Regions from separate parts of the Homo sapiens genome. Here region 1 is linked to region 2. A link is a contact called in ENCODE Hi-C or POLR2A ChIA-PET data. All regions are on one chromosome and are shown on one strand. Each heading gives the region's core, a stretch centred on a gene start or an enhancer-like site at or near the end of the contact. The rest is flanking DNA. Distances are from core to core; before and after follow the strand shown. Region 1 has its middle 25 kb from the start of BCORL1. Region 2 has its middle 50 kb from the start of ELF4.

Region 1 (3,552 bases), core at 813-3,312, 100 kb before region 2:
CACCAAGGATGGGTGGCAATAGAAAGACCTCGCCCTGAATGGGGTGCTTCTAAGCCAGGTGTGTAGGTGGATGGGTAGATAAGGCAGCACTTGACTTGAAAAAGGGATGAACGGGCATGGTGGCTCACACCTGTAATCCCAGCACTTTGGGAGACCTGAGGCATGAGGATCACTTGAGCCTAGGAGCTTGAGACCAGCCTGGGCAACAGAGAGAACTTGTCTCTACAAAAAACATGTTTTTGAGAATTAGCTGGACATGGTGGCGCGCACCTATGGTCCCAGCTACTTATGAGGTTGAGGTGGAGGGATCGCTTGAGCCCAGGAGGTCAAGGCTGCAGTAAGCCATGATCGCTCCAATGCACTGTAGCCTGAGCAACAGAGCAAGAGACCCTGTGGAAAGAAAGAAAGAAAAAGACAAGAAAGGAAAGACAAGAAAGAAAAAAAGGAAAAGAAAGAAAGAAAGAGAGGAGGAAGGAAGGAAAGAAGGAAGGAAGGAGAAAAGAAAATGGCTGGAAGTCTGGATTCCTAATTTCTATCATTCAACAAAGAAACATTTATTGTCTTCTATGTGCCGGGCACTTTAGTAGACACTGAGGTGAGATGATAAATATTGAGACCCTATCTCCATCATTGAGGTACTCCTAATCTAGCACAGGTGATGAAAACACAGTCAAATAGCCCTAGGGCAGTGTGCCATCAGAGAGAATAATGGAGGCTTGCTAAAGTAGCACTCAGCTAGTGGGGTGGGGGTCTGAAGAGACTTGGTGAGGGACACGGTTGCTTAATTGAGTCTTAAGCATCAACCCTGCTCCCATTCCCAAGCTGTGTTTTGTTACCATTTTTTTTAGATAGGGTCTTGCTATGTTGGCCAGGGCAGTCTCGAACTCCTAGCCTCAAGCAATCCTCTCGCCTCCGCCTGCCAGTGTTGTGATGACAGGCGTGAGCCACCGCGCCTGGCCTCAAACTGTTTTAAACCTCTATTCCTAACTCCCTGTGTGAGCTCAGCAAAATATTGGGCTCTCTGGGCAGCCTCGGTTTCTTTCATCTTCAGAATGGGGGCAGTAATCTCTGAAGTGGGCCCGAGTGTGCTGTGTGCTCTATCTCCCATCTCGCCTGGTCCTATGTCTAACATCAACCCCCATGCGAGGGCATAAGACCAATTTCCTTAAGATACAACGCAAACATGTGGCAGAGCTGAAGAGTACGGAATAATGAGAGATGGAAGGAGTGGAAGCGAGATGGGGTTTCGCGCAAGGGGTGTGGCCCCAAAGGAAGGTGCGGGAAAAGGTAGGGGTTAAACCTCTATTCGGATTTAACCACCTTCCTGGATTTAACCATCTTTCCAAAGCTTCTCCTCTCTAACGTTGAAGCGGGAGCTAAGTAGCAGCAATGGGTTCCCTCCCCACCTCCCCCCCACCCCCGCAACCTTATGCAGCCGATCTTAAGGACCAGGTACTGAGGAATGGGCTGTCCTTTCCGACCTGCACCCCTCAACGATTGGGATCGCTTTAGTTTCTCCCTGGAGTCGAGCATTTGCCTGCACTTAAAAAAAAAAATCCCAAACCTGGACCCCCTTTGGGGAGGGGGTTAACAGTTTCCTTAAGTTTTCTCTAGTCTGAGTAAAGAAGGACTTCCTTCTACTCGTCCTCAACTATCCCCTGGGGCTTCAGCGGGGCGCGAGAGCTCGGGTCTGGGCCGGGGGCCGAGCAGGCTGCGCTGCCCCTCCAGGATTTCCTGCACTCGACGCGGCGAGGCCGGCTCGAACTTCGGCCTCCGACGAAGGCAACTCCGCTTCCCTTTAAAATGCAGCAACTCCCGGCCCCCGCCCCCGCCCCTCGGGCCGCCTCCTCCCCCTCCCCCTCCGCCCCTGCCCAGGCCCCGGCTCCTCCCCGAGCCCTCGGCGTGGGGGCCTCCTTGCCACCTGCCCGCTGCCCATCCCACATGCAAAGCGTGACCGCCGGGGAAGGAAGCCGAGCGCGCGCGCCCACACCGGCCCTGCGCCGCGGCGACAGCGAGCAGCTCGCCTACTCCGTCCGTCTGCGCTTACCCAGCATGCACTTCCAGGCCCTGAGCTATCTCGGAGCCGCAGCCCCGGGGTCAGAGCGGCCGGAAGAAACAGGAAGTTTGGGACGGTCCTAGTCGTGGGGCCGGGAGTCCTAAAAGACAGGCCCTGAACTCCGTGCTGCCTCTCCCTTCCCCCGCTCCCTCCCTCTGGCGGACTTCCCTGGGGTCCGTTTCGGGGGCTGGCCTGAACTCCGAAAATCCAGATGTGTTTGGGGGTCATTCAAGGCACACTCCCAGGGTTCCCTTCGCGGTAGCATCTCCTGGCTTTATGGATCGAGGGGTGGGAGGAGGAGGGAGTGCTCCCGCCCTGGTGGGGTGGTAGTCCCCGAGGGGGCGTTGTCTTCTGCCCGCCGAGAGGGGGAAGGACGCTAGATTGGGGTGGAGGTTGGGGGGCTGGAGATTTGTCTCCCACGGCCAATTCCTGGGCGGATAGGGCAGTGGTTAGAACCTATGGCGGAGTCCGGACTTACTGGCTCTCCTTCCCACTGCCAGTTAGCTTTGCTCTAATCTGCCCTCCACATTGACTTAGGCTGCCCCATTACCCTCAGCACTATCTCACAGACCTGCGCTGCTGCTCACCAGGGGCACCGGGCAAGGGAGCCCCATTCCTAGTGCAGAGAACACAAAGGGCATGCCCTGTTGAAAGTGATCTCCATTCGCACACCCCTTTGGCCAGGCAGGAAGGAGTGGACTCTCACTTCCCTTGGCTTCCCTCTCAGTCCCCACCCTACCTCAGCGTTAGCTAAACCACTGACCCAAGCAACCTCAACTGTCCCCACACGAGCCTCTCGCTGGCCAGTAGCTGAAAGGAGTGTGGGTCATGGTTGATCCCAGTGGGCCATTTTGATCCCAGTATGCCATCTGGCCAATCCTTTTCGGCTTGTGCAGACTAGCCGTTTGGGTGGACATACTCATTCTATAGCTTCACACTCCCAGCCAGGGACTTTTCCCTTCCCGCTCACTAGAGGTTTCCAAGTTCTCCTTGATGTAGTCGACTCATTGCATCTTCCTAGATTTGCTGAGAGGAGGTGGTGGGGAGTGAAGAACTAGGAAGAATATTTTGGAGGTGGAAAACTGTAGATGAAAACTCATTGGCTGTAGAATGAATGTAATGATTGTAAAGTGAGACTGTCATGGCCATCACAGACATTCCCAGGCAGAATTAATTGGGCTTTCCCCTGCGCTCCCATAGATTAGGATTTATACCTCTATTATCACATTGTATTGTAATTATTTGTTGACATGTTTCTCTCCCCCATAGATGGGGAGCTCCTGGAGGGCAGAGACTATGCCTTATTTATCTGTAGACCTCCCTGCACAGATCCTTGCTTACAAAAGAGATATTGAATACATGTACTAGAAATGGAAGGGGATCCAACAGGATGACCTTCAGGACCTCGTTCAGCGCTAATATCCTGTGATGCAACTTAAACATGTGCCCACAGATGTTCTCACGTTCACATAAACACACAAATACACAAAATACCA
Region 2 (3,585 bases), core at 347-2,846:
TCTGATCCCAAGGCCCTATGCAATAGCCACCTTTGTCAGATTCCCAAACAAGCCCACAGTGGTTCTGAATTCAGGTCGATCCTGTGCTTGGAACTTGCAGTTAAGTCAAGAAATCTGACATGTTGATAGGTTATAAAGCCATGTGGTGAGTATAAGAATTCAACTAGTCCCAGGATGCTATGGGAGCTCAGAAGCATGGGCAAGGGCCCTGGGAACACATCCTAGAAGAGGTGATGCCTAGTTGATACTTTAAAAAGTAGAAATGCAGGAATTAGAGGTGGCAGGGAAGAGTGTTTGAACTGAGAGGACAATCTGAGCAAAGGCTTGGATACAAGGGGAGTTAAAAGCAAAACCAAACAGCAGATTGTTTTATTGCTTTTGGGGTTCTTTGCCCACGGCTTACCTGGAGTCCCACTGCCCTTCTGCCAGGTTGGAAAGATCAAGGCAGGAAGTATGGGCCGTGGCATTAAATCTACATCCCCGGTCAGGATTGGGGTGAGGATGGCTTGGTGGCCTCTTATTAAATGATCTCCCAGTCCTTTTAGTATGGTGTAGAGGAAAGAGCCAGCACCACTCCTAACTACCTAGGCTGACCTTGGGCGAGAACCTAATCTTTCCCAGCCTTAATTGCTCCATCAGCCAAATGGAGGCCAATGTACCCACCTACTGACAGAGCATCACACTGAGGACCATAAAGATCTGTTTAGCCAAAATTAGTTCCTCCTTCATGCCGAGCTCACGAACCTATGGTTAATGAGGGTCTTATCAGAACGCTCTTTGGGCTTGAAAGAGAGGCTCTGTTCAAGTCTTGGTGGGAGGAGGGATAGTCTCCGCATCCCTATTTGGGGTAGGTGGGGTTGGGGGCGGTGGTGAATGGGGCAGTAAACTCCTGCTCGGTCCATACTCTAACCCAATAACCGGGAGGCCTGGTGGGTGTTTAACTGTGTCCTGCCCATGCAAAGACCAGTGTGTGTGTGTTTGGGAAGGGTGGGGTCCGCCCCAGGGGCGTCTGCTCAACTGCTGGGCAGGGGGACGCGAAGTGCTCGGGCCTTCTGGATCCCGCAGCAGGATCCGGGCCGGGGCTCCACTCGTTTCCCTAGCGCTCCGGCTGCCACCGCGCGGGGGTCGGCCGAGCCGCAGCGTCCGGCCTCTGGGGGCGACGTCTTTAGGCCCCGCGCCGGTCCTTGGGAGCCGGGCTCGTGCGGCGGACGGTCAGGTCCCTCCGCTAGCAAACGGCTGTCTGGGGCGCCTCGATCGCTCTCCCGCTTCACGGTAGAAGGCGGCGGCGCGCGAGGGGAGGGGAGGGCAGGCCGGGTGACTGCGACTCCGCGTGCTCACCTGCTGGTCCGCGAGGCTGAGGGAGGGGGCGCCGGGGGCGGGGCCAGAGCGCGGCTGGCCAATGGGGGAGCGCATTCGGCGGCCGGCTAAATTCCCCCTGGAAAGTGAAGGGGGCTGGGGTCGAGGGGAAAGTTCGAAGCTCCGGAGCAGCGGAGGGCTTTGGTGGCGGCCAGAACCATCCGGGGACAGTTGCAGGCGCAGGGGCAAGATCGGGGGACCGGAAGACGCCAGCCGCGGCCGCGGCCGCCTCCGCCAGGGACGGTAGGCCCAACCCTGGCTGCCCCTCCCTTCCCGGGCCCCGCCGGGCCACTCTCCCGCCATCGCTGGCTCGACAGCGCCACCTGCTGGACGTCGGCCTCCACGTCCGGCGCGCCGGGGCCCGAAGTTCTCGGAGGCTGGGACCTCAGTCTGGGAGGGGAAGGAGCTCACTCACCCCAGGTCCAGCGGCTTCAGAGCTGGAGGCAACTGCCTCTTTTGGAGTACAAGATGGGATCAGAAAGGCCTGTGACCGTCAGAATAACTTCTTGTCCCGCCCCACCCACCGGAGCTGACACTTCCACCGCACAGCCCCACCCAGGGGTGAGGAAATAGTGGCGAGGCAGTCCCTGGAAGCGGGCAGCAGCAAAGGGCGGGAGTTCGGGAGTTGCACGTGGCACCTGGTGACAGCAACGCACAGCTGGCAAGCAGCCCTGGGCTCCTCATGGACCCTGTGATCCGGGGATGTCTGTTAACACTCCAGGGGCAAAGGAAGTAGCCGCCTGCAGTGTTATAGGAGCGGGCAGAAAGCTGCCTTAGCTCCCAAGTGTGGATTGTCCTCCTCCCTCTCCTCTTGCCTGCCATAGCATAGGGCAGAAGTCTCAGAATTAAAATCAGGACCAGTTCCTTCTTTCAATAAGCATTTATTAAGAACCTACTGTGTGCTAGGCACTAGGGATATATCAGTGACTAACACACAGTCCCTGTCCTTGAGGAGCTCACAGCCTATTGGCGGGGAACCCTACATAAACACGTAATTAAAGAACTGTACTGTGCTAAGTGCTACCATAAGAGGTATTTACAAAGTGCTGTGAGGTGGCTCAGGGCTGTAATCCCAGCACCTTGGGAGGCTGAGGTGGGCGGATCACTTGAGGTCAAGAGTTCGAGACCAGCCTGGCTAACATGGTGAAACCCGTTCTCTACTAAAAATACAAAAATTAGCCGGGCGTGGTGGCACGCAGCTGTAGTCACAGCTACTTGGGAGGCTGAGGCAGGAGAACCGCTTGAACTCGGGAGGCAGAGGCTGCAGTGACCCAAGATCGCACCACTGCGCTCCAGCCTGGGCAACGGAGGGAGACTCTATCTCAAAAAAATAAAGAAAACAAAGTGCTGTGGGAACCCAGAGGAGGGAGTAACATATCAGCTGCTGGGAGATGAGGGTCATCTCTTGACTCCTGACTCCATTAAACCAAGAAAAGGCAGAGACTTACTGCCACATGACTCTGGTTAAAATGAACCTGTCTCCTGAGGTTCTCCTCTAGCCCTCTCCCATAACTGTATCAGCACAGGTTAATTGGTTTAGCTAGTTTCACACTTGGAGTAGGAAAGAAACTGGACAGGGAAGTTGCTTTAGGGGTAGAGGATGTTCAAAATAGTAACAAATTTTGAGTGCTAAGATGGGGGGGTGGGGTTGGGGATACCATGAGGGCACTGAGCCAGGGAGGGCAGGCCCAGAGCAGTGGAGCACCTGGGGTGAGTGCCTGTGCAGAGGGGAGGTCAGAGGTCACCTACCTCAAAGTTTGGTCCCCATCTCCCACCGGCTCCATCAGTAACCATTACCTTGATCCTTTGTACTGTGCCATGTTACGTGGTTGATACAGTCCCTCCCACTCCTCAAGGAGGTAATGTGCTAATTGGGGACACTAAATAGGTACAGGTCATTGAAGATTTAAGTAACAGTTTGCATTATAATAGATGTCACAGGGTGTTCATGATCAGTTGCTGAAAGAGTGGCAATTGCAATAAGTTTTAAATAACTCACTTAGGACAGACTGGTCTGGGGAGGCAGAGTCCATGAATCGAGTCTTGAAGGAGGGACACAATTTAATTGGTACTAGCAGGATAGGAAGGACATTCTGATTGAGTGGAACCAATCAGATCTTGAAGGATGGATTGTACTTTTTTTCTTTTCTTTTTTTTTTTTTTTTTTTTTGAGACAGTCTTGCTTTGATCACCCAGGTACAATCTCGACTCACTGCAAATTCCACCTCC

Evidence for each region. Hi-C counts contacts between places; a loop is a spot of excess contacts on that map. ChIA-PET counts read pairs that join two places held with the same protein, here RNA polymerase II (POLR2A). Pooled maps may share reads with other maps.
Region 1: a loop to region 2 is called in a pooled map, with 9 times the contacts of the local background. The contact joins two enhancer-like sites. A Hi-C loop is called at or near these places in 9 of 50 pooled maps. POLR2A ChIA-PET finds 5 or more read pairs at or near these places in 2 of 52 experiments (WTC11 and activated naive CD4-positive, alpha-beta T cell).

Annotation. Positions count from the first base shown.
Region 1 is chrX:129,955,414-129,958,965 of GRCh38, forward strand. No RefSeq gene overlaps it. Among named protein-coding and RNA genes, the nearest start is that of BCORL1, 25 kb to the right of the region's middle. Within about 2 kb of position 2,063, at least 24 of the 41 ENCODE cell types and tissues checked have a DNase peak (open chromatin) inside an H3K27ac peak, as active enhancers do.
Region 2 is chrX:130,059,000-130,062,584 of GRCh38, forward strand. No RefSeq gene overlaps it. Among named protein-coding and RNA genes, the nearest start is that of ELF4, 50 kb to the right of the region's middle. RefSeq lists silencers at 1,230-1,489, 1,510-1,809, 1,830-1,899. Within about 2 kb of position 1,597, at least 23 of the 41 ENCODE cell types and tissues checked have a DNase peak (open chromatin) inside an H3K27ac peak, as active enhancers do.